Regions from separate parts of the Homo sapiens genome. Here region 2 is linked to region 1. Evidence: read pairs that join two places in POLR2A ChIA-PET (ENCODE). Cell type or tissue: B cell. All regions are shown on one strand. Each heading gives the region's core, and the rest is flanking DNA. Links, peaks and the distances in the headings are about the cores only. Region 1 overlaps TPM4 (tropomyosin 4). Region 2 holds the start of HSH2D-AS1 (HSH2D and RAB8A antisense RNA 1).

Evidence for each region. Peaks named below come from ENCODE experiments on the same cell type or tissue, not always from the same donor. Only the 100,000 strongest peaks of a DNase experiment are listed, where the experiment ranks them.
Region 2: POLR2A ChIA-PET joins it to region 1 with 7 read pairs; 15 of 35 experiments call an interaction of 5 or more read pairs at or near these places.

Annotation. Positions count from the first base shown.
Region 1 is chr19:16,080,948-16,091,856 of GRCh38, forward strand. It overlaps TPM4 (tropomyosin 4), which reads left to right. Exons shown (of 8, transcript NM_003290.3): 2 at 966-1,099; 3 at 5,476-5,593; 4 at 7,080-7,150; 5 at 8,098-8,173. Among named protein-coding and RNA genes, the nearest start is that of TPM4, 9.9 kb to the left of the region's middle. RefSeq lists enhancers at 1-261, 5,541-5,590. In B cell, for the core only: a CTCF peak has its summit at 5,563; a DNase peak (open chromatin) is centred at 5,624; H3K4me3 peaks cover 430 bases; H3K27ac peaks cover 1,026 bases.
Region 2 is chr19:16,131,551-16,142,459 of GRCh38, forward strand. HSH2D-AS1 (HSH2D and RAB8A antisense RNA 1) reads right to left here and starts at 8,365. Exons shown (of 2, transcript NR_199156.1): 1 at 8,185-8,365. It overlaps RAB8A (RAB8A, member RAS oncogene family), which reads left to right. Exons shown (of 8, transcript NM_005370.5): 8 at 662-2,684. The coding sequence ends at 754. It also overlaps a transcript of HSH2D not described here. RefSeq lists an enhancer at 9,936-10,005. In B cell, for the core only: a CTCF peak has its summit at 9,630; DNase peaks (open chromatin) are centred at 8,381 and 9,791; H3K4me3 peaks cover 402 bases; H3K27ac peaks cover 2,170 bases.

The DNA.
Region 1 (10,909 bases), core at 2,794-7,793:
GGGGTATGTCTTCCATGCCTGCAACCAAGTTTTCTTTCCCTTTCCATATCTTTTTGTCCTGCCATCTCTCAGCCAGGCGGATTGAAGGATGGAATTCCAACGAGGCTCCCCCGCCTCGTCCCACCTTGGTAATTGCATGGCCAACATTTAACTGAGGGCTCCATAGTCTTGCATTTATCTTGCCATTCAGGTGAATGGGAGCGGAACTCACAGGACACAATGAGCCGGGTCACTGATGGCCTTGCTTTCTAAGAATCTCACAGTGAGCCCTAGAACTCTCTACGTGGTAACACTGTGTGCCTTTTTCAGAGAAGAGCCTATCTTAGATCTTAGCCTAACGTTGGGTCTATTGTGTTGCTGGAGAGACCAGCACTGACATTCATCTCAAAGCACATGGTATGTTTGACTCCTATGTTGACTCAACTACCCATCTTGTACTGGGACACTCGCTTTTTTTTTTTTTTTTTGAGACGGAGTCTTGCTCTGTCACCAGGCTGGAGTGCAGTGGCACGATCTCAGCTCACGGCAACCTCCGCCTCCCGGGTTCAAGTGATTCTTCTGCCTCAGCCTCCTGAGCATGTGGAACTACAGGCACGTGCCACCACACTCAGCTAATTTTTCTATTTTTAGTAGAGACAGGGTTTCACCACGTTGGCCAGGATGGTCTCGATCTCTTGACCTTGTGATACACCCACCTCAGCCTCCCAAAGTGCTGGGATTACAGGCATGAGCCACCACGCTTGGCGATGCTCATCTTTTGCTATGGAGTGGTAGATGTTTTTCCCAGACATTTTCCGGGAAGATCATACTGAAATTTTGGTATGAGTGTAAATTCCCTATGGCCTGGACTCCTGGGTGGGCTTTGACGGGGAAGATCAGGTTAACAGAGGGCAGGACATGGGGGAGGCTCCCACTGGTGGCTGGCCTGATACTTCTTAACATGGCTGCACCTCCGACCTCCCCAGGCTGAAGGTGATGTGGCCGCCCTCAACCGACGCATCCAGCTCGTTGAGGAGGAGTTGGACAGGGCTCAGGAACGACTGGCCACGGCCCTGCAGAAGCTGGAGGAGGCAGAAAAAGCTGCAGATGAGAGTGAGAGGTAAGGACGCTTTGAATCTGGTGGCATCCGTGTTTGCTTTTAGAAAATGGGGATCATGCTGCCGACCTCGCAGAGCTGGTGTGAAAGTAAACAAGGTCACAAGGACATGCATGTGTCCACAAAAAAGTGCATGACAGCACTTTGTAAACCATCACTCCATGGGTAGAGATGTTTATCCGTGGCCAGGCACGGTGGCTCATGCCTGTAATCCCAGCACTTTGGGAGGCCAAGGCGGACGGATCACCTGAGGTTGGGAGTTTGAGACCAGCCTGGCCAACATGGTGAAACCCCGTCTTTCCTAAAAGTACAAAAAAATTAGCCTGCCATGGTGGCGGGCACCTGTAATCCCAGCTACTCAGGAGGCTGAGGCAAGAGAATCTCTTGAACCCAGGAGGCAGAGGCTGCAGTGAGCCGAGATCGTGCCATTGCACTCCAGCCTGGGCAACAAGAGCAAAACTCCATCTCAAAATAAAGTGAGGGGTGTTTATCCTTACGGTAACCATGAAAAGAAACTTCCGACAGACAGAAAGGCAAACAGAACGGGCAGATGTGAGACTGCAAGTATGACTGTCCATGGTGGTCAGTTTGCAAAGCACTGCTTCTCGTATTTTCTCTGAAAGCCACAGTGCCTCTTAGTGTTCTCTAGACACCAAATTTCAGGTAGGCCGGATGCAGTGATTCCTGCCTGTGCTCCCAGCACTTTGGGAGGCAGAGGCGGGCAAATCGCCTGAGCTCAGGAGTTCAAGACCAACTGGGGCAATGTGGTGAGACCCTGTCTCTACAAAAAATACAAAAATTAGCCGGGTGTGGTGGTGCACGCCTGTACTCCTGGCTACTCAAGAGGCTGAGGTGGGAGGATCACTTGACCCCAAGAGTTTGAAGCTGCAGTGAGGCAAGATTGTGCCACTGCACTCCAGCCTCAGTGACAGATGAGATTCTGTCTCAAAAAAAAAAAAAAAAAAAAAAAAGCAGAGTACTGTGGAGAGGAGGAAAGGAAACTTGGGATGCACAGGTGATTGTTAGCAGAGCTGTCAGGCTTTAGGCTTTTGGACGGTGACAGCTATTTCAGGGACAGTTGCAAACCAGCATGGTTAATGTACTTGCAACTGACCATGCACCAGGTGCCGTGGCTCACGCCTATAATCCCAGCACTTTGCGATGACGAGGCGGGTGGATCAACTGAGGTCAGGTGTTTGAGACCAGACTGGCCAACATGGTGAAACCCCGTCTCTATTAAAAATACACAAATTAGCTGGGCGTGGTGGCGGGCACCTGTAATCCCACCTACTCAGGAGGCTAAGGCAAGATCCCCCAGCTTGAACCCAGGAGGCAGAGGGTGCAGTGAGCCAAGATCGCACCACTGCACTCCAGCCTGGGCAACAGAGTGAGACTCTGTCTCAAAAAGAAACTGACCACGTTCCTCACCCGCCCATGGTATCTGTGCTGCAACCCAGCCACCAGTAGGGTGCCTTCTCCTCGGTAGCCAGATCATTCTCTGGCACGCCTTGGCACAGGCTCTCTGGAAGACTGAGGGTAGATTGTGTAATTCACAGAAGCAGCAGTCTGTGTGTGGTGGAAAAGGAGTTCCTTGTGTGGCAATGGTGTGGGCCCGACCAGTGATCATCGCGTCTGCCCCTCATTCACACCGGAGTTCTCACTTGAGCCAGCCACCATGCTTTTGCAGTATAAACACCTCCCAAAGATTCATTTCTTTTTTTTTTTTTTTTTTTGAGACAGGGTCTTACTCTATCACCCAGGCTGGAATGTAGTGGTGCGATCACAGCTCACTGCAGCCTCGACCTCCTGGGCTCAAGCGATCCTCCCGCCACGGCCTCCAGAGTTCCAGAGTAAAGCTGGGACTACAGGCGCATGCCATCATGCCCAGCTAATTTTTTTTTGAGACAGAGTCTCGCTCTGTCGCCCAGGCTGGAGTGCACTGGCGTGATCTCAGCTCACTACAAGCTTCACCTCCTGGGTTCACGACATTCTCCTGCCTCAGCCTCCCAAGTAGCTGGGACTACAGGCACCCGCCACCACACCCGGCTAATTTTTTTGTATTTTTAGTAGAGACAGGGTTTCACCGTGTTAGCCACGATGTTCTCAAGCTCCTGACCTTGTAATCCACCTGCCTTGGCCTCCCAAAGTGCTGGCACGCCTAGCTAATTTAAGATGCATTTCTGGTTGTGCTGCTGTGACCACTAACCAGAGATTAGAAACCAGCTAAGGAATCTTGGAGATTGCATGTCACCCAAGCTGGAAATTTCTTCCCAAGTAGTGGAACAGCCAGGGCAGAGGGAACAGACGCTACTGCAGACTCTGCTTCAGCCACTGAATCAAGGGAGAGAGTGGCAGCTCCGGCAGCCACGGGGCAGTGGAAGGACCCAGTCACGAGAGTTCCTGGCTGTGCCTGTGGCCTGGGTTAGCTGCTGTTCACAGTCAGACCAGCCTGGCTGGATGCTGACGTTGAGGGCTCCCATATTGGCAAACCAAGGGAGGCTGCGAAGGCCAGTCTCTTGTTTGCACCATGTCCCCAGAGGCCTTTGGTGACACCCCTGTTAAAGACTGCTGTGTCTCAGTAGAAAGAATTATATACTTGAAGCTTGGGGATCTAGAGTCAGCTTCTACCACTGGCACTTTCTATGGAGCCTTAGGCAAGTCACTTTGATCTCTTGGGTACTACAAGGGGTTTTGGGGCAATAAATAACCCAGAGAGCTTGCTCACATGCTGAGGGTGAGACCTCGTACAGGTGGGGGAGGGTGTTTTGAGACTTAGCTGAGAACGGGTGACACCCCACGTGAACATATTTATTGGACAGCAAGAAGCATATGGTCTCTGTGCTGGGTGGGAATGATACATATCAATGACACATTATCCCAGGCTGGCCTCTTCTTTTCTTTTCTTTTCTTGTTTTAAATACACAAGGTCTTGGCAGGGTGCGGTGGCTCACACCTGTAATCCCAGCCCTTTGGGAGGCGGGCGGATCGCTTGAGCCCAGGAGTTTGAGACCAGCCTGCGCAACATAGTGAGACCCCATCTCTACAAAAAAATATTAAAAATTAGCCAGGCATGGTAGTGCATGCTGGTAGTCCCAGCCACTCAAGGGACTGAGGTGGGAGAATCACCTGATCCCAGGAAGGCAAGGTTGCAGTGAGCTATGATTACACCACTACACTCCAGCCTGGGCAACAGAGTGAGAACCTGTCTCAAGAAAAAAAATAAATAAATACACAACGTCTTGCTCTGTCACCCAGGCTGGAGAGCAGTGGTGCAATCACGACTCACCGCAGCCTTGAACTCCTGGGCTCAAGCGATCCTCCTACCTCAGCAACATTGCAAAACCCCCACCTCCACAAAAAATTTTTTTTTAGTTTAGCTGGGTGCAGTGGTGCACACCTATAGTCCCAGCTACTCAGGAGGCCGAGGCAACAGGATTGCTTGAGCCTGAGAGGACAAGGCTGCCGTGAGCTCTCAGGGCACCACTGCACTCCAACCTGGGCAACAGAGTGAGACACCATCTCTCAAAATAAAAGAAAAAGAAAGGGGGCACAGACTCTGGAGTCAGACTGCCAAGGGCTGAGCCTCAGCTCTACCACTTACCAGCTCTGTAACCTTAAGTTACTTACCCTCTCTCTATGCCTTAGTTTCTTCATTTGTAAAATGTGGATAATTTACCTGCTCCATAGGGCAGTTGTGAAAGTGAAGGCACTTAGAAAAGTGCCTGGTAGTAAAGATGAAGGGAGGCTGGGCGCGGTGGCTCACACCTGTAATCCCAGCACTCTGGGAGGTCAAGGCGGGCAGATCACTTGAGGTCAGGAGTTCCAGACCAGCCTGGCCAACATGGCGAAACCCCCTCTCTACTAAAAATATAAAAGTTAGCCGGTCACGGTGGTGCATGCCTATAGTCCCGGCTATGCTGGAGGCTGAGACAGGAGAATTGCTTGAACCCAGGAGATGGAGGCTGCAGTGAGCTGAGATCACACTACTGCACTCCAGCCTGGGTGACAGAGCGAGACTCCATCTCAAAAAAAAAAAAAAAAACCAAGATGAAGGAAATGTGTGCACAGAGTTCCATCTTTGCAGTGTGTTACAGTGCTCAGTAGATTCAGAGACTCATTTAGATGAGAGATGGGACTAGGGGTGGTGTCTCACGCAATTAGCCAGACATGGTGACGGGTGCCTGTAATTCCAGCTACTCAGGAGGCTGAGGCAGGAGAATCGCTTGAACCCGGGAGGTGGAGGTTGCAGTGAGCTGAGATCGTGCCACTGCACTCCAGCCTGGATGACAGAGCGAGACTCCATCTGAAAGAAAAGATAGATGAGAGGTGGGTGGAGGGGTGTGAGTGAACGGCCGTCCTGATGAGATTGCTCCTTGCAGAGGAATGAAGGTGATAGAAAACCGGGCCATGAAGGATGAGGAGAAGATGGAGATTCAGGAGATGCAGCTCAAAGAGGCCAAGCACATTGCGGAAGAGGCTGACCGCAAATACGAGGAGGTGAGTGGGGCTGGCAGATGGCGCAGCAGCAGGAAGTGGGAGGAAATGCATCTGCTGAGATAGGGAGGACACCGGGGCCAACGAAAGGAAGCTCTCGGTTAGGTCAGCTGTCCTCCTGCGTGAACATATGTTTGTCCAGAGACAACCACTTGGCTAGGAAACTATCTCCCACGATGCCAGAAAGTGCTGCGGACGCTTGTCTAACGTAATGGGAAAACCGAATGATCAGCTCACTTGTGTCGTTAGCTGGGAGTTTTGGCACAGTTGGGCAAAAATGGAGGATTGTGGTCCCAAGCCATGGAGTTTCAGACCATGCAAGCTCAGGCCCTCCTTTGCCTCCCTCGATGGCTCGGCTCTTCCCTCCCGCCTCTTGTCTGCCTCGCTCCTCAGGCTTGAGGAAGAGAATCAGGATTTCCTCCAGGCCCCAGGATGGCTCTTTCAGTTGAAGCGCCAGCAAAAGGCCAGGCGCGGTGGCTCGTACCTGTAACCCCAGCACTTCGACCGAGGCGGGAGGATCACCTGAGGCCAGGAGTTTGAGACCAGCCTGGGCAACATAGTGAGACCCCATTTCTAAAAATAATAATAATAATAATTAGCTGGGTGTGGTGGCATGCACCTGTAGTCCCAGCTACTTGGGAGGCTGAGGCAGGAGGATCGCTTGAACCTGGGAAGTCAAGGCTGCAGTGAGCTCTGACCACGCCACTGCACTCCAGCCTTGGAGACAGAGCAAGACCCTCTGTCAAAAACATAAAAGGGCTGGGCATGGTGGCTCACGCCGGTAATCCCAGCACTTTGGGAGGCCAAGGCAGGCAGATCACCTGAGGTCAGGAGTTCATGACCAGCCTGGCCAACGTGGTGAAACCCTGTCTCTACAAAAAATACAAAAATTAGCCGGGCATGGTCGTGCATGCCTGTAAGCCCAGCTATTTGGAAGGCTGAGACAGGAGATTCACTTGAACCCAGGAGGCAGAGGTTGCAGTGAGTCAAGGTTGAGCCACTGCATTTCAGCCTGGGTGATGGAGCGAGACTCTGTCTCAAAAGAATAAAAAAATAAAAAAGAGGCCAGGTGTGGTGGCTCATGCCTATAATCCCAGCACTCTGGGAGGCCGAGGTAGGTGGATCAGGAGGTCAGGAATTCGAGACCAGCCTGGCCACTACGGTGAAACCCCATCTCGACTGAAAATACAAAAATTAGCTGGGCGTGGTGGCACGCGCCTGTAGTCCCAGCTACTTGGAAGGCTGAGGCAGGAGAATCGCTTGAACCCAGGAGGTGGAGGTTGCAGTGAGCCGAGACTGTGCCACTGCACTCCAGCCTGGGCAACAGAGGGAGACTCCGTCCCCCTGCAAAAAAAAGAAACACCAGAAAAACCCATGTTGCAGCTGGTCTAGGGGTCTGGGTGGGGCATCATTGGGGGCTGTCTGCAGTGGATGGGAGAGGACACGGCTGGTGGGGATCGGGCTCAGCTGGGCCTTTCTGTCTCTGCAGGTAGCTCGTAAGCTGGTCATCCTGGAGGGTGAGCTGGAGAGGGCAGAGGAGCGTGCGGAGGTGTCTGAACTGTGAGTGGCAGAACAGGACTGAGCGAGGCTGGCTCGATTCCTGGGGCGGAGTGGGAAGGAGCTGGCTGTGTTGGGAATTGGCTCTGACCGGGGTCTCTGCTCAAGTGGACGGGCGTCAGGGGCTCATGGCTCATCTTTTCTCTTGGCTTCTGTGACAAAGAGGTGGTGACTTGTTCTTACTGCCATGGGAAGCACTGCCCACGTGTTGACCCTTTCTGCAAAGATATGAGGAAATAGGAGTGAGACAGGAGGCAGCAGGGAAGCCCAGAAGTCCCATTTTCCCAGAGAGGATATCTCAGGGGGCTGTGCCATCTTAACAGAACACTGACCTGCTCCAGAAGGCAGGCTCCCCCGGTCAGTATGTAAATGCTTTTGCTCCTGTCAGTGTTTGGCCGTGACACATTCCTGGCGGGAAGGTGAGAAGCTTAACCAGAATCCCACAAGCAAGCACCGAAAAACAAAACACCTGTCCTCTTGGCCCCGGGTGAGGAATTCAGCCCCACAGAGCATCCGGGAGTGCTGAGAGAGATCTGGTTTCACAAATCCACTCCGGGCTTCCTTCCCGGAGTGTCCCCTGCAAACTCCCATTGCTCTCTGCCCGCCTTCTGCCCTCAGTCCCATTCTTACACCTTCCGGAGTCGGCCTCATCAATCATAGATTTCACAAGTCCTTGCAGCCTTACCCTTGGCAAAAGACCAGGAGTGTTTTCCAAGCCCTCCAAATACTCTTCGGGCGCACCTCGCCTCTGCCTGGTATGATAAGCCTTTGATAAGCCCATAGTATCACACTGCAGAAAAATCCATTAACATTTTCTCCCCACATTCCTTCTGCCCCCCACCGGGGGAGCTGTGTAGGTTTCTCCTTTGGAAAATTTATTGTTGGGGCGATTGCTATTATTGCCGGCTGTAAGGGAAGATAAGACACAAAAATCCTTTGTCTTTGTGCAGAAAATGTGGTGACCTGGAAGAAGAACTCAAGAATGTTACTAACAATCTGAAATCTCTGGAGGCTGCATCTGAAAAGGTAGGTGGTTGGCTTGAGCTGGAGGGTGGCTTGCTGGACTTTGTTCTTTTCTTCTCCCGAGGGATGCAGGAGCCTGTCAGGTTATGGGGAATCTGCCCTTTATTTAACAGTAGCGTTGGTGCCTGGCAGCCAGGGTTTTTCCCCTACAGAAAGAGCTGGATTTCTCCTGCACACTCTTGAGTCCTCTTCCATGGGGTCTGAGCACCATCTTTGATCTCCATCTCAGGAGGATAGAGATAGAACATGAGGCTCTTCTTAGCGAGATCTGAGCATAGTTGTATAAATAAATACAGAGCCTGCCTCTCACCTGATTCCCCTGGTTCCTCCAGAAATACCATCTCAAAGGTATAGCAATGATCAGAGGTGGAATTGGGCTTTTTAGTTTGAAACAGCACCCAAAGCAGTTGCTACGTGGCAGCTACGTCGGGAACAAAGGACACACTTCCACGGCCGAACCCCACTGAATTTCCCAGCCTCTTCCTCATTCTTGCTCCTGCTTTTGCAGTTTCACAGACATTCTTTGTTCTCCCATCACCTCCACCCCCCACTTTTTTTTTTTTTTTTTTGAGACAGAGCTTCGCTCTGTTGCCCAGGCTGGAATTCAGTGGCATGATCATAGTTCATTGCAGCCTTGAACTCCCAGGCTCAAGCGATCCTCCCACCTCAGCCACCACCTGCTATTCACTCAACTGGGTGTGGCTTTCCTTTTGCTTGATAAACCCCTATTCAGCCTTTTTTTTTCTTTTCTTTTTTTTTGAGACAGGGTCTCACTCTGTCACCCAGGCTGGAGTGAAGTGGCGTGATCTCAGCTTACTGCAGCCTTCGACTCCCAAGTTCAAGCAATTCTCCCACCTCAGCCTCCCGATTACACGCTAATTTTTATAATTTTTGGTAGAGATGAGGTTTCACCACATTGGCCAGGCTGGTCTCGAACTCCTGATCTCAAGTGATCTGCCCGCCTCGCCCTCCCAAAGTGCTGGGATTACAGGCATGACCCACTGCACCTGGCCTAGAGATGAGATCTTGCTCTGTTGCTTAGGCTGGAAGTGTAGTGGCGTGATCATAGCTCACTGCAGGCCCCAAACTCCTGGGCTTAAATAATCCTATCACCTCAGCTTCCTGAGTAGCTAGGACTTGCAGGCATGTGCCACTACTCCAAAACTGTATTTTTTTTTTTTTTTTTATAGAGCACAGTCTATGTTGCCTAGGCTGGTCTTAAACTCCTGGCCTCAAGTGATCCTCCCACCTTAGCCTCCCAAAGTGCTGGGATTACAGGCGTGGGCCACCGTGCCTGGCTAATTTTTCTAGTTTTTGGTAGAGACAAGGTTTCATCATGTTGGCCAGGCTGGTCTTGAACTCCTGGCCTCAAGTGATCCTCCCACCTTGGCCTCCCAAAGTGCTGGGATTACTTTGGGAGGCCGCCGAGCCTGGCCTCCTGTTCATCCTTTGAGCTTCTGCTTAAACATCACTTCTGAGAGTCCTTCTCTGATTTCTCATCTAGGTTAGGTATTTCTCTGCTGTGTAGCCCTGTCTATACTTTTGCTGGCATTATGATTTCTTACATTTATTATAGTTACTCCATTAATTGCATGCCTTCCTTGCTAGATTGTAAGTTGTAAGGACAGGAACCATGTCATCTTGTTCAGAGTTGTGTCCCTAGTACTAGCATTGTGCCTGGCATATATCTGTAGTGTGTGTGTGTAATTTTTTTTTTTTTTTTTTTTTTAGTAGAGATGGTGTTTCACCATGTTGCCCAGGCTGATCTCAAACTCCTGGCCTCGAGTGATCCACCTGCCTCTGTCTCCCATATGTGCCAGCCCTGGCATATATCTGATACTAGGATGTGTAAGGAATGAATCCAGTTGGTGTGTGTATGCCAGACACTGCCCCGGGCCAGGGGGATAGATGTAACACCACTAATACCTCAGCTGCTTTGTTTTGTTTTGTTTTGAGATGGAGCCTTGCTCTGTCGCCCAGGCTGGAGTGCAGAGGCACGATCTCAGCTCACTGCAACCTCCACCTCCTAGGCTCAAGCAATTCTCCTGCCTCAGCCTCCTGAGTAACTGGGAATACAGGCGCACACACCACGCCCAGCTAATTTTTGTATTTTTAGTAGAGACGGAGTTTCACCATGTTGGCCAGGCTCGTCTCAAACTCCTGACCTCAAGTGATCCACCCACCTCGGCCTCCCAAAGGGCTGGGATTACAGGTGTGAGCCACTGTGCCCAGCCTGGCATCTGCTCTTGAAGAGCTCAGAGTCGAGTCTAGTGGAAGGGATTGACAAAGTCACAGAGTGCTTTGGGAATACAATAGAGGGACCTTGGTAGGTTGTGAACGGTGTCACCAAGGAGGCGACATTTAAAACAGCTGTAGGTCCAGCACGGTGGCTCATGCCTGTAATTCCAGCACTTTAGGAAGCCGAGGCGGGAGGATCGCTTGAGCTCAGAAGTTCGAGACCAGCCTGGGCAACATGGAGAGATCCCGTCTCTACCAAAAATACAAAAACTAGCTGGGCATGGTGGTGCATGCTTGTGATCCTAGCTACTTGGGAGGCTGAGGTGAGAGGATCACTTGAGCCTGGAGGGCGGAGGTTGCATTGAGCCAAGATTGCCCCACTGCACTCCAGAGTCAGGCTTCAGTCATGACTTGATCACTTAATAGCCATGTGACCCTAGGCAAAATAATAACTTCACCTTTCTGTGACCCTTTCCTCCCCTATAAAATGGGATTACAGAT
Region 2 (10,909 bases), core at 5,686-10,685, 53 kb after region 1:
TTAGTTGGAAGAGGGTGGATGGGGGGAAGGAGATGGATGGGTGGATGGATGGTTGGAAAGGGATGGATGGATGGTTGGTTGGATGAGGTGGTTAGAAGGGGATGGATGGTTGGTTGGTTGGTTGGAAGGGGATGGATGGTTGGAAGAAGATGGATGGTTGGAAAGGGATGGATGAGTGGATGGTTCTTGGTTGGAAGGGATGGATGGTTGGTTGATTGGTTTGTTGGTTGGAAGCAGGTGGATAGACGGATGGAAGGGAATGGGTGAGTGGATGGATGGATGGTTGAAAGGGTATAGATGGATGGTTGGTTGGTTGGTTGGTTGGTTGGTTGGTTGGTTGGTTGGTTGGATGGTTGGAAGGGGACAGCTGGACGGACTGGCAGATGATGGATGGATGGTTTGATGGCTGATTGGTTGGTTGGATGGCTGGAATGGTAATGGATGGATGACCTGGCAGATGATGGATGGATGGTTGGATGGCTCGTTGGTTAGTTGGTTGGTTTGGCTGGTTTGATTGGTTTGGTTGTTTGGTTGGTTGGTTGGTTGGTTGGTTGGATGGTTGGATGGATGGTTAGGTGGATGGTTAGGTGGATGGCTGGTTGATTGTGAGACGTAGTGCTGATTCTCAGTGATAACCTCAGAAAACCTCTTGTGATTTCAGGAAGGCAACAGCCCCCAGGGGAGCAACCAGGGAGTCAAAATCACACCGGACCAGCAGAAGAGGAGCAGCTTTTTCCGATGTGTTCTTCTGTGAGGAACACCGCCTTACTCTGAGCCTCGCTCAGCCCAGCTGACTGTGCCTGTTCTGAGTGAGCCCCTCACTCAGCCGGGGCCCTCCCACCTCCAACGCCCCGCCCACGCCGCGGCCACCGGGCCCACGGCCACCAGAATGCAATTGAGAAATCGTTTATTTTAGTAACTGTCTGATCTTTTTCAACTTTGGAGATGGAATAAGTTAAAAATTTGCTATTTTTCCTGTAACATCTGCTGAACGGGCCCACCCACACGTTGTATATTCAGAGAGAGAGAGGGAGTCAAGGTGTGACCGTCGACCACAGCCAGTGTCAGGCCTCTGCCTCTGGGCCTTTGCTTTGTGGCCTCACTGCAACACAAAGCTCCACCAGGAGGCTGGTTCACGTCCCCTACCACGGAAGCGAGGTCCCAGAAGGCCAGCGGTGGTTCCAGGAGCAACAGCTCCCAAACCCTGAGCAAGGCAACCGATCGCCAGGACCAGGAAGCATCACCCAGGAGATTTGGCGCCCACTTCCACCTCTTCTCTCAGTTTTGGACAAGTGACAAACCATTTTGCCCCCTCACTCTTCTTTTTTAACTGTTAAACCAAAGGAAAGCACAAATGAAGGAAATCCTGTGTAAAGCATTGAGAAGGAAAGAAGCCTGGAGCAGCCTCTCCTGTCCACAGCCAGGGGTTAGGTCTGCAGGCCCGTCTGCGGTCCCCATCGAGCATCAAGGGGACGCTGTGTGTGCTGCAAGTGACCCCGAAAACAACCACAGCCGTCACATGGTCCTCCTGAAGTTGGGGCACCCTCCTCTCAGCACCAAAATGGCCCCCACTCCTTCGTGTCCTCCCGCTATCTCCAAATCGGACGTTCTTTCTAGCTGAGATTTTTATTTTTCCACATCTGTAGTGCCATGAAGCGATTCTGTCTTTGACTTCCAATGGCAAACCTGGGTGATCGGGAACAAGCACGTTGTACCCTTGGCTGGACATGGCCAAGACACAAGGCATTCCACGGCGGCAAGCTGACCGCACAGCAGTCTGGCTTGATTTTCAGCCGTCATCATTGGGTTCTGTTTTGACAGCTCTGCTGTCCCATAGGGACTGCGACTGGGACCAGGTCAACCACGCCAGGGGGGTGTCACCAGCCTTTTCTTTTTTTCTTTCTTTTTTTTTTTTTCCTCCTTAAGCTGCTGTCAATCCAAACCATTGGCATCATCGTTTCTTTTGAATTAAAACCAACATATCAGCAATAGTCTGCTCTCCCCGGGAATCTCTAACATGCTCTGTTTACATCGATAAATGCACTTAAGGAAAACAAACAAATTAAAGCTCATCTTAAAGTCCAAGGATTTTTATGTCCACATTTTCCCTGTAGGCCACACGGACATGGCCAGGTGCTGGGGGTGGGTCTGGACAAGATGGTAGAGCCCATGGATTACCCCATCGAGCGGCCACCTCAGAGGAGATGCCACCCATCATCAAAAGACTAAATTGGGAAAAGAAGCCTCCTGGCTTGGTGCAGTGGCTCACACCTGTAATCCCAGCACTCTGGGAGGCCAAGGCGGGCTGATCACTTGAGCTCAGGTGTTCGAGACCAGCCTGGCCAACATGGTGAGCCTGCGTCACCTGGCTTCTGGCACACAGCTCGGCCACTGTGTCCCTCCTGCCTCCCTGGCAGGTCCTTCTAGGGGCCCTCTCCTGGCTGGCTTTCCAGGGCATTCCTTCCACTCTATCCAGGGTCCTTCCCAAGACCACACCCAGGTCCAGTCATTCCCTAGGACTTGGCAGAGAGCTGTACTCACAGCCAAGATCACAGCAAAATCAGCAAAGGGAAAAGGCATGCAGAGTGAAGTCCAGAGGCAACCAGACAGAAGCATCCAGAATCCTCTCACAGTGGGGTCACACACCCCATGCTTAACTCCCCCAACAATGAGTTGTAACAACAGGTGTGTAATGTGTCTTTTGTGAAAGCTAGTTGGCAGTTCTGTACCCAGGTGTTTATGGAGCCAGTCACATAGGAACCCTCTACCTGGCACTTATCAGGATTCCAGACTCCTACAAAGAAAGCAGGGGTTTAGCATAAACCGCATCACTTGTACAGAAAGTGTATGAGCCACGCATGTAGGGAAGTTTTAATATCCGTAGGGAACTTTACCAACTGCAGGCCCACCTTGCCAGCAGGCCTTTCTCAGGAAGCAGCCTCAGATCTATTCATTCTTTTCTGCACACACTATGCTTTTAGATAGGCCAGTGGCTTTCAAGCTGCAAATCCAGGCCAGACCCAGGTCGGTTTCACCTGCCACTCTCTATTCCAATTTGAATGTCTCATCGGCACCGTAAGCATAACACAGCCCTGACCCTGGACTCCATCCCTGCCTTCCCCATCGTGCCCACAGCTGACCCCTCCCGAGTTGTAGCCACGACCACCTGGACCTCTGTGACCACTTCCTCATGGGTTTCAGGTCCTCACCTCTGTGTTTCAAACTATTTTCAGAGTGTCCTTACGAAACTGAAATCAGTGTCACCTCCTTGCTTAAAGCTCTCCCCAGGGGCTGGGGTGTGTGGCTTATGCCTATAATCCCAGTGCCTTGAGAGGCAGAGGCAGGGGAATAGCTTGAGGCCAGTTCAAGTTAAAGACCATCCTGGACAACATAGTGAGACCCCATCTCTAAAAAAAAAAAAAAAAAAGTACAAAAATTGGCCGGGTGCAGTGGCGCATGCCTCATCCCAGCACTTTGGGAGGCCGAGGTGGGTGGTTCACCTGAGGTCAGGAGTTCAGAGTTCAAGACCAGCCTGGCCAATATGGCAAAACCCCATCTTTACTAAAAATACAAAAATTAGGCATGGTTGCACGCGCCTGTAGTCCCAACTACTCAGGAGGCTGAGGCAGGAGAATCGCTTGAACCTGGGAGGCAGAGGTTGCAGTAAGCCGAGATTGCGCCACTGCACTCTAGCCTGGGTGACAGAGCAAGACTCCGTCTCAAAAAAATAAAAAATAGTATGGTGGCATGCACCTGTAGTCCCAGCTACTCAGGAGGCTGAGGAGGGAGGATCACTTGAGCCCAGGAGTTGGAGGCTGCAGTGAGCTGTGACCACACCACTACATTCCAGCCTGGGTGACAGAGCAAGACCCTTTCTCAAAAAAAAAACAAAAAACCTCCCCAGGTCTTCCTTGGGCTTAGGGATACAACTTACGCCCCTCACCGTGGGGCACAAGCCTCTACACGCTGCAGCCATAGCCCTGCCTACTCCTTCCTCTTTCTCTGGCTGCCCTTCCTGGCTCACTCCACTCCAATCCTCTCCTTCCTTACTCCTTCACTCCACACTCATCACTGAGAAGGCCCCAGGGCCTTTGCACTTGCCACACCCTAGTCTTGTAGTCTCCTGAAATGTGCAAAGCCCACTGTCCATCACATCATGGTTATCCAGGGCTACCTCTGCAGAGGCCTCTCCCAGTCATGCCCTTCTCTCTTCCTAGCTCATCTTCATAGCATTTATGAGAAGTTACCTGTTTTCATTGCCAACCCTGTCCCCACTCAGCCCAAAACCTCCATGAGGACAGGGACTTCTGTAGTGTGCTTGTGTGTGGCCTGAACCCATTGAATTAATGAAGGACACGCAAATGGCCTCTAGGGTGAGCACAAGGGAGGAGACATCCTCTTCCCTCAAAGAAACCAGCTTCCAGGGTTGATCCTGCAGCCTCTGCAGCCTAGGGGGCAGCTCCCCAGGCATTGCAAACTCAGTGGGTTTGGGAACCCCCAGCCACAAACTCCCTTCCCACCTGACCATGCTAGAGGCCTGCCCTGGTGGTCCCTGGCTTAGCTCCCATCAAAATCTCTGTCATCTCTATCCTTGAGCCTCCGAGCACGCACTCAGGAGGACCCTGAATCCTGATACTAAAACTCAAAAGTCACCCCCTGCCACGGATGCCTGATAAATGGCCACTTTGGGAAACTTGCTTTCTTTCCACGAAACTTTGCAGTTTCTGTCCAAAACTGCAAAATTCGGAGACAGTGACAGCCAATGGCAATGAATAGCAGATCCTGACTGGGAACCCATCCTGTGCCTGGCTTTCTTCTGAGCCCTTAATGGGTCACGGATAAGAGGGAGCTGCCTGGGCCCGAATCCCAGCACCACTCAAGACCCACGGTGATAGAGGAGCTAGAAAGAAATTATTTAGGCAGATAGTGAGGGCACCAGAGTCCTTGGCGGAATTTCTTTTCTAACAAAAAGCAGCCCAAGAAATTATTTTTTCTAACAAAAAGCAGTCTGAGAAATCGAGCTGCAGACATAGATAAGCGAGCTAGAAGCTTGCACGGGGAAATGCCAGCAGCTGCGTCAATAGAAAACAGTTGCCTGGGTGCCAGGCAAGACCAACGTGGAGACTCCATCTTCCCTGTTTTTATTACCACGTGTACAGTAAAGGGATGGGCAACATGGCACAGCTCAGGCAGAGGACCCGCTTGCATGATAAAAGATTAGGGGTGGCCAGAAATTCACACCCGATGCAAATGGCACACCTAGTCCTAACCAGTTTTTCACACCCTATGCAAATATAACACCTAGTCCAACCAATCTTTCACGCCTTATGTAAATCAAACACTGCCTCCTCACCAGGCATCTATAAAATCCCCTGCATTTCACTGTGCATCTGTCAATGCATTTTTTCAGGACCTCTCTCTGCAGGAGGGAACTCTTCTCTTTCTTTTGCCTATTAAGCTTCTCTTAACCTCACTCTTGTGTGTCCACGTCCTTGTTCTCCATGGCCATGAGATGACAAATCTCGGGTATCTACCCCAGATGAGGCCGTTTCAATGGCACAGCCTTGGACACATGCCCTCAACAACTGAACTTAGTTTCCTCTCTTGCAAAATAGGGGGGATCATAGTTTCCACCTCATAGGATGGCTATGAAGAGCCAGGGAGATGATGGATCCCAGAGGAGGCACAGGTACATACATAATGAGCACAGAGACAGAATAGGCTGATATCAGCATCATCACTGTCCTCATCACTGTCATCATCATCATTATCATTATTTTAAAGCAGGGTCATCCGGCCGGGCGCGGTAGCTCACACCTATAATCCCAGCACTTTGGGAGGCCGACGTGGGTGGATCACTTGAGGTCAGGAGTTCGAGACCAGCCTGGCCAATATGGTGAAACCCCGTCTCTACTAAAAATACAAAAATTAGCCAGAAATCACTTGAACCAGGGAGGCGGAGGTTGCAATGAACCTAGATCATGCCACTGCACTCCAGCCTGGGCAACAGAGCGAGACTCCGTCTCAAAAAAAAAAAAAAAGAAAAAAAGAAGCAGGGTCTTGCTCTGTTGCCCAGGCTGGAGTGCAGTGGTGGGATCATGGCTCACTGCAGCCTCAACCTCCCAGGCTCAAGTGATCCTCCTGCCTTAGCCTCCCAAGTAGCTGGTACTACAGGTGCATACCACCACACCCAACTAATTGTTTTACTTTTTTGTAGAGATGGTGTCTCACTGCCCAGGCTGGTCTTGAACTGGCCTCAAGTGATCCTCCCACCTCAGCCTCCCAAAGTGTTGGGATTACAGGTGTGAGCCACCACACCCACCCTGTTATTACTATGACCACCATTGTTCATCTTGTTCCCCAAGAAAAGTGCAGTGGTGCAATCTTGGCTCACTGCAACTTCTGCCTCCTGGGTTCAAGCAATTCTCATGCCTCAGCCTCCCGAGTAGCTGGGATTACAGGTCCCGCCACCACGCCTGGCTAATTTTTGTATTTTTAGTAGAGATGGAGTTTCACCATGTTGGCCAGGCTAGTCTCAAACTCTTGACCTCAGGTGATCCACCCACCTTGGCCTCCCAAAGTGCTAGAATTACAGGTGTGAGCCACCGTGTCCAGCCAGTTCTGGACATTTCATATCAATGGAATCATGCACTAGGTGGCCTTTGTGTCTGGCTTCTCTCAGCATCATGTTTTTGGGGCTCATCCACATTGTAGCATGGAGCAGTGCTTCCTTCCTTTCTGTGGCTGAATCATATTTCATGGTGTGGATGATGGAACCACGTTTTGTTTACCCATTCATTCATTCATGGACATTTGGGTTGTTTCCACCGTTTGGACACCTTAGCTGTCATCATCTGTGCCTCAGACATACCAAGTTCTTTCCTACCACAGGGCCTTTGCCCGTGCTGATTTTGTTTGTTTGTTTGAGATGGAGTCTCGCTCTGTTGCCCAGGCTGGAGTGCAGTGGCAAGATCTCAGCTCACTGCACCCTCCGCCTCCCGGGTTCAAGCGATTCTTCTGCCTCAGCCTCCCGAGTAGCTGGGACTACAGGCGTGCGCCACCATGCCCAGCTAATTTTTGTATTTTTGGTAGAGACAGGGTTTCACCATGTTGGCCAGGCTGGTCTCGATCCCTTGACTTCATGATCTGCCTGCCTCAGTCTCCCAAAGTGCTGGGATTACAGGTTTGAGCCACCGCACCCAGCCTGCCCTTGCTATTTTCTTTTCTGCCTGACTGTCCTGCATGTGAACTCATTCAGCATCTGTCTCCTCATAGACTGTGGGCCCTAGAAGGGTGGGGACCATGCCAATCTTGCCTTTTTTTTTTGAGACACAGTCTCACTCTGTGACCCAGGCTGGAGTGCAGTGGCATGATCTCAGCTCACTGCAACCTCCATCTCCCAGTTCAAGCAATTCTTCTGCCTCAGCCTCCTGAGTATCTGGGATTACAGGCATGAGCCACTACGCCCAACTAATTTTTGTGTTTTTAGTATAGACAGGGTTTCCCCATGTTGGCCAGGCTGGTCTTGAACTCCTGACCTCAGGTGATCTGCCCACCTCGGCCTCCCGAAGAGCTGGGATTACAGGCATAAGCCACAGCACCCGGCCCGATCTTGCCTTCTGCTTCATCTGCAGCATCTAGCATGGTGCCCATCCAGAGCTGGGGCTCAGCCAGTGTTTGTGAAATCAATGAATGAATAGAATGAAGGCATTGTAGGAAGCTAAAATCATAAAATTACATCAAGTCCAGGGTTGGGCACAGTGGCTCATGCCTATAATCCCAACACTGGGAGGCTGGGGTGTGAGGATTGCTTGAGCTCAGGCGTTCTAGACCATCCTGGGCAACACAGCAAGACCCTGTCTACAAAATAAAAATTGAAAAATTAACCGGGCATGGTGGTGTGAGCTTGTGATTGCAGCTACTTGGGAGGCTGAGGCGGGAGGATCACTTGAGCCCGGGAGTTTGAGGTTGCAGGGAGCTATGATGGCACAGTGCACTTCAGCCTGGGCAACAGAGTGAGACCTTGTCTCTAAAAAGAATCGCATCAAACCCAGTGTTGGCAGAGCCTAAGGGCTTCCCCACTCCCTGACATGTATGGGCCCAGCATTTTCCCAGCACTAAGATGGCATTGTGGCCACCTCCCCCAAGAGCCACCCCACGTGAATCTGTGAATGGCCCACTTACCAGCTGCGGCCTCTGCTGAGAAGCCCAGATCTGTCTCCCTGGAGAACCTGGTATCAGAGAGAGGGGGCCTTGGAATTCTAGCCCCGTTATCTCCCCATCAGGGCACCTTCGTTTTCCCCTCCACACCCTTCCTTCCTCTGGGGGACGCATGTCCGTTTGCGGGCCGAGGCCTGCGGACACTGAGGGGTGTGGGGGTGATTCTGTTGCGACATCTGAAAGGAAGACGTTAGTTTGTGGGAGACCACATCACCCAAGCAGGTCAGGGGAAGCGAGGTTGGGCCGTTTGTGGTGAGGTCTTAGGGGACTGTGCTAGAGCTGGGCCAGCGTACCCCCATGTTCCTGGAAACTCTAAACCCCATGCAAATAAGAGCCCCGATGGTCAGACTTTCCCAGGAGGATCAGAGAAGTGAAGTGAAGTGAAGGCCAGGCCCGGTGGCTCATGCCTGTAATGCCAGCACTTTGGGAAGTCCAGGCAGGTAGATCGCTTGAGGCCAGGAGTTTGAGGCTGCAGTGAGTTGTACTTGCACCACTGCACTCCAGCCTGGGCAACAGAACAAGATCCTGTCTCAAAAAAATAAAAAATAAAAATAAATAAATAAATACTTCAGGCCTATAATCCCAGCACTTTGGGAGGCCAAGGTGGGCAGACCACTTGAGGTCAGGAGTTCAAGACCAACCTGGCCAACATGGTGAAACCCTGTCTCTACTAAAAATATAAAAATTAGCCAGGAGTGGTGGTGCACACTTATAATCTCAGCTACTGGGGAGACTGAGGCAGGAGAATCGCTTGAACCCGGGAGGTGGAGGTTGCAGTGAGCCAAGATCGCACCACTGTACTCCAGCCGGGGCGATAGAACAAGACATCATCTCAAAAATAAAAAGGCCAGATGCAGCAGCTGACACCTGTAATCCTAACACTTTGGGAGGCTGAGGCGGGAGGATCACTTGAACGAGACCAACCTGGCAACATGACAAAACCCCATCTCTTCAAAAATCCAAAAATTAGCCAGGCGTGGTGGTGGTGCTCCTGTAGTCCCAGCTACTCAGGAGGCTGAGATGGGAGGATCACTTGAGCCCAGGAAGTAGAGGCTGTGGTGAGCTGAGACTGCACCACTGCACTCCAGCCTGGGCAACAGAGTGAGGGGACCCTACTCAAAAAAAAAAGAAGAAGAAAAAGAGATTAGCCACAGAGAGGTGAAGTGAGTTGCCCAAGGCAGCTCAGCCCATGAGGTCTGAGGCCCAAGCCAGAGTCTCCCCCAGGCAAACACAAAGGCCTTGCTTGAATTAAGTCACAACAAAGAGTCCTGATTCTCTCACTCCCAACTCATCTCCATGTGCTGTGCTGGAGAGTTGCCTCTCCTAGCATCTTCACATGATTAAGGAGGGCTATTATGCCCATTGCACAGATGCAGAACTGAGGCTCAGAGAGGCTGAGCAACTCACCTTAGGACACACAGCAGGTGAGTGAGAAGCAGGGCTCCACGTGTCTCCTGCTTAGACCTTGTTGACCACAGAGGGCAGACGAGGTGCTGCTGTTGCCGAGGAGGAGCAGGGGGGTGAGAGAGGCACCCAGGGTGAGCCTGGGGTTATCTAGCCCAGCTGGGCCAGGGCAATAGGCCCTTGGGGAGGCCCCCAGTAGGATCTGGGCCCTTTCTGCCTGAAAGGAGAGGAGGAAGTAGTTTTGTTTGTCTGCCTGGGGTACGAGCACACGGCCAGAGCTGGCCAATCTGTTAGGCACACAGGGCCTGCACCCAGGACCCAAGTGCTGTGTGGGACTTCCCAAAGGGCTTCAGCTTATTTAAAATCAGAAGAAAAAAAACTGAACATCCTAATAATAAATATACAATAAGGAATCCAGCCTGGACCACATCGGTCTTAATGCCAACACAGTTGTAAAATAGAATTTTAAGCTGGCACGGCGGCCCACACCTGTAATCCCAGCACTTTGGGAGGCTGAGGCGGGTGGATCACCTGAGGTCAGGAGTTTGAGACCAGCCTGGCCAACATAGTGAAACCTTGTCTCTACTAAAAATACAAACATTAGCCAGGCGTGTTGGTGGGCACCTCTAATCCCAGCTACTCAGGAGGCTGAGGCAGGAGAGTCACTTGAACCAAGGTGGGCGGATCGCTTGAGCCCCAGGAGTTTGAGACCAGCCTGGGCAACACAGCAAGATCCCATCTCCAAAAAAAATATTTTTTTAATTAGTCAGGTGTGGTGGTGTGTGCCTGTAGTCCCAGCTACTTGGGAGCCTGAGGCAGGAGGATCACTTGAGTCCAGCAGTTCAAGACTGCAGTGAGCTATGATCATACCACTGCACTCCAGCCTGAGTGACAGAGTGAAACTCTGTCTCTAAAATAGGTTAGTCAATTAATAAAAATATTTTAAAATATTTTATAATGGAGGAAGTCCTGGTGTGGACCTATGCGTGCCATGAGACCCCAGCCTGTCCAGGCTCAATTCAGTTTCAAGGCCTTTGTGCCTGCTCTTCCCTCCCCCAGCCTGGGCAATATAGCAAGACCCCATCTCTACAAAAAAATATACTCTTTCTGCACTACGCACTCCCCAAATCAAGATGATTCCTTCTCACCCTCAAATGCCCCTTCCTTCACGTCAGTTAGGTCACCTCTGTGGGTTTGTGCAACTGCTGTTCCCACTTCCTGTTTCCCCTTTGGATTTTTTTGTTTGTTTGGGGTTTTTTGTTTTTTTGTTTTGTTTTGTTTGGTT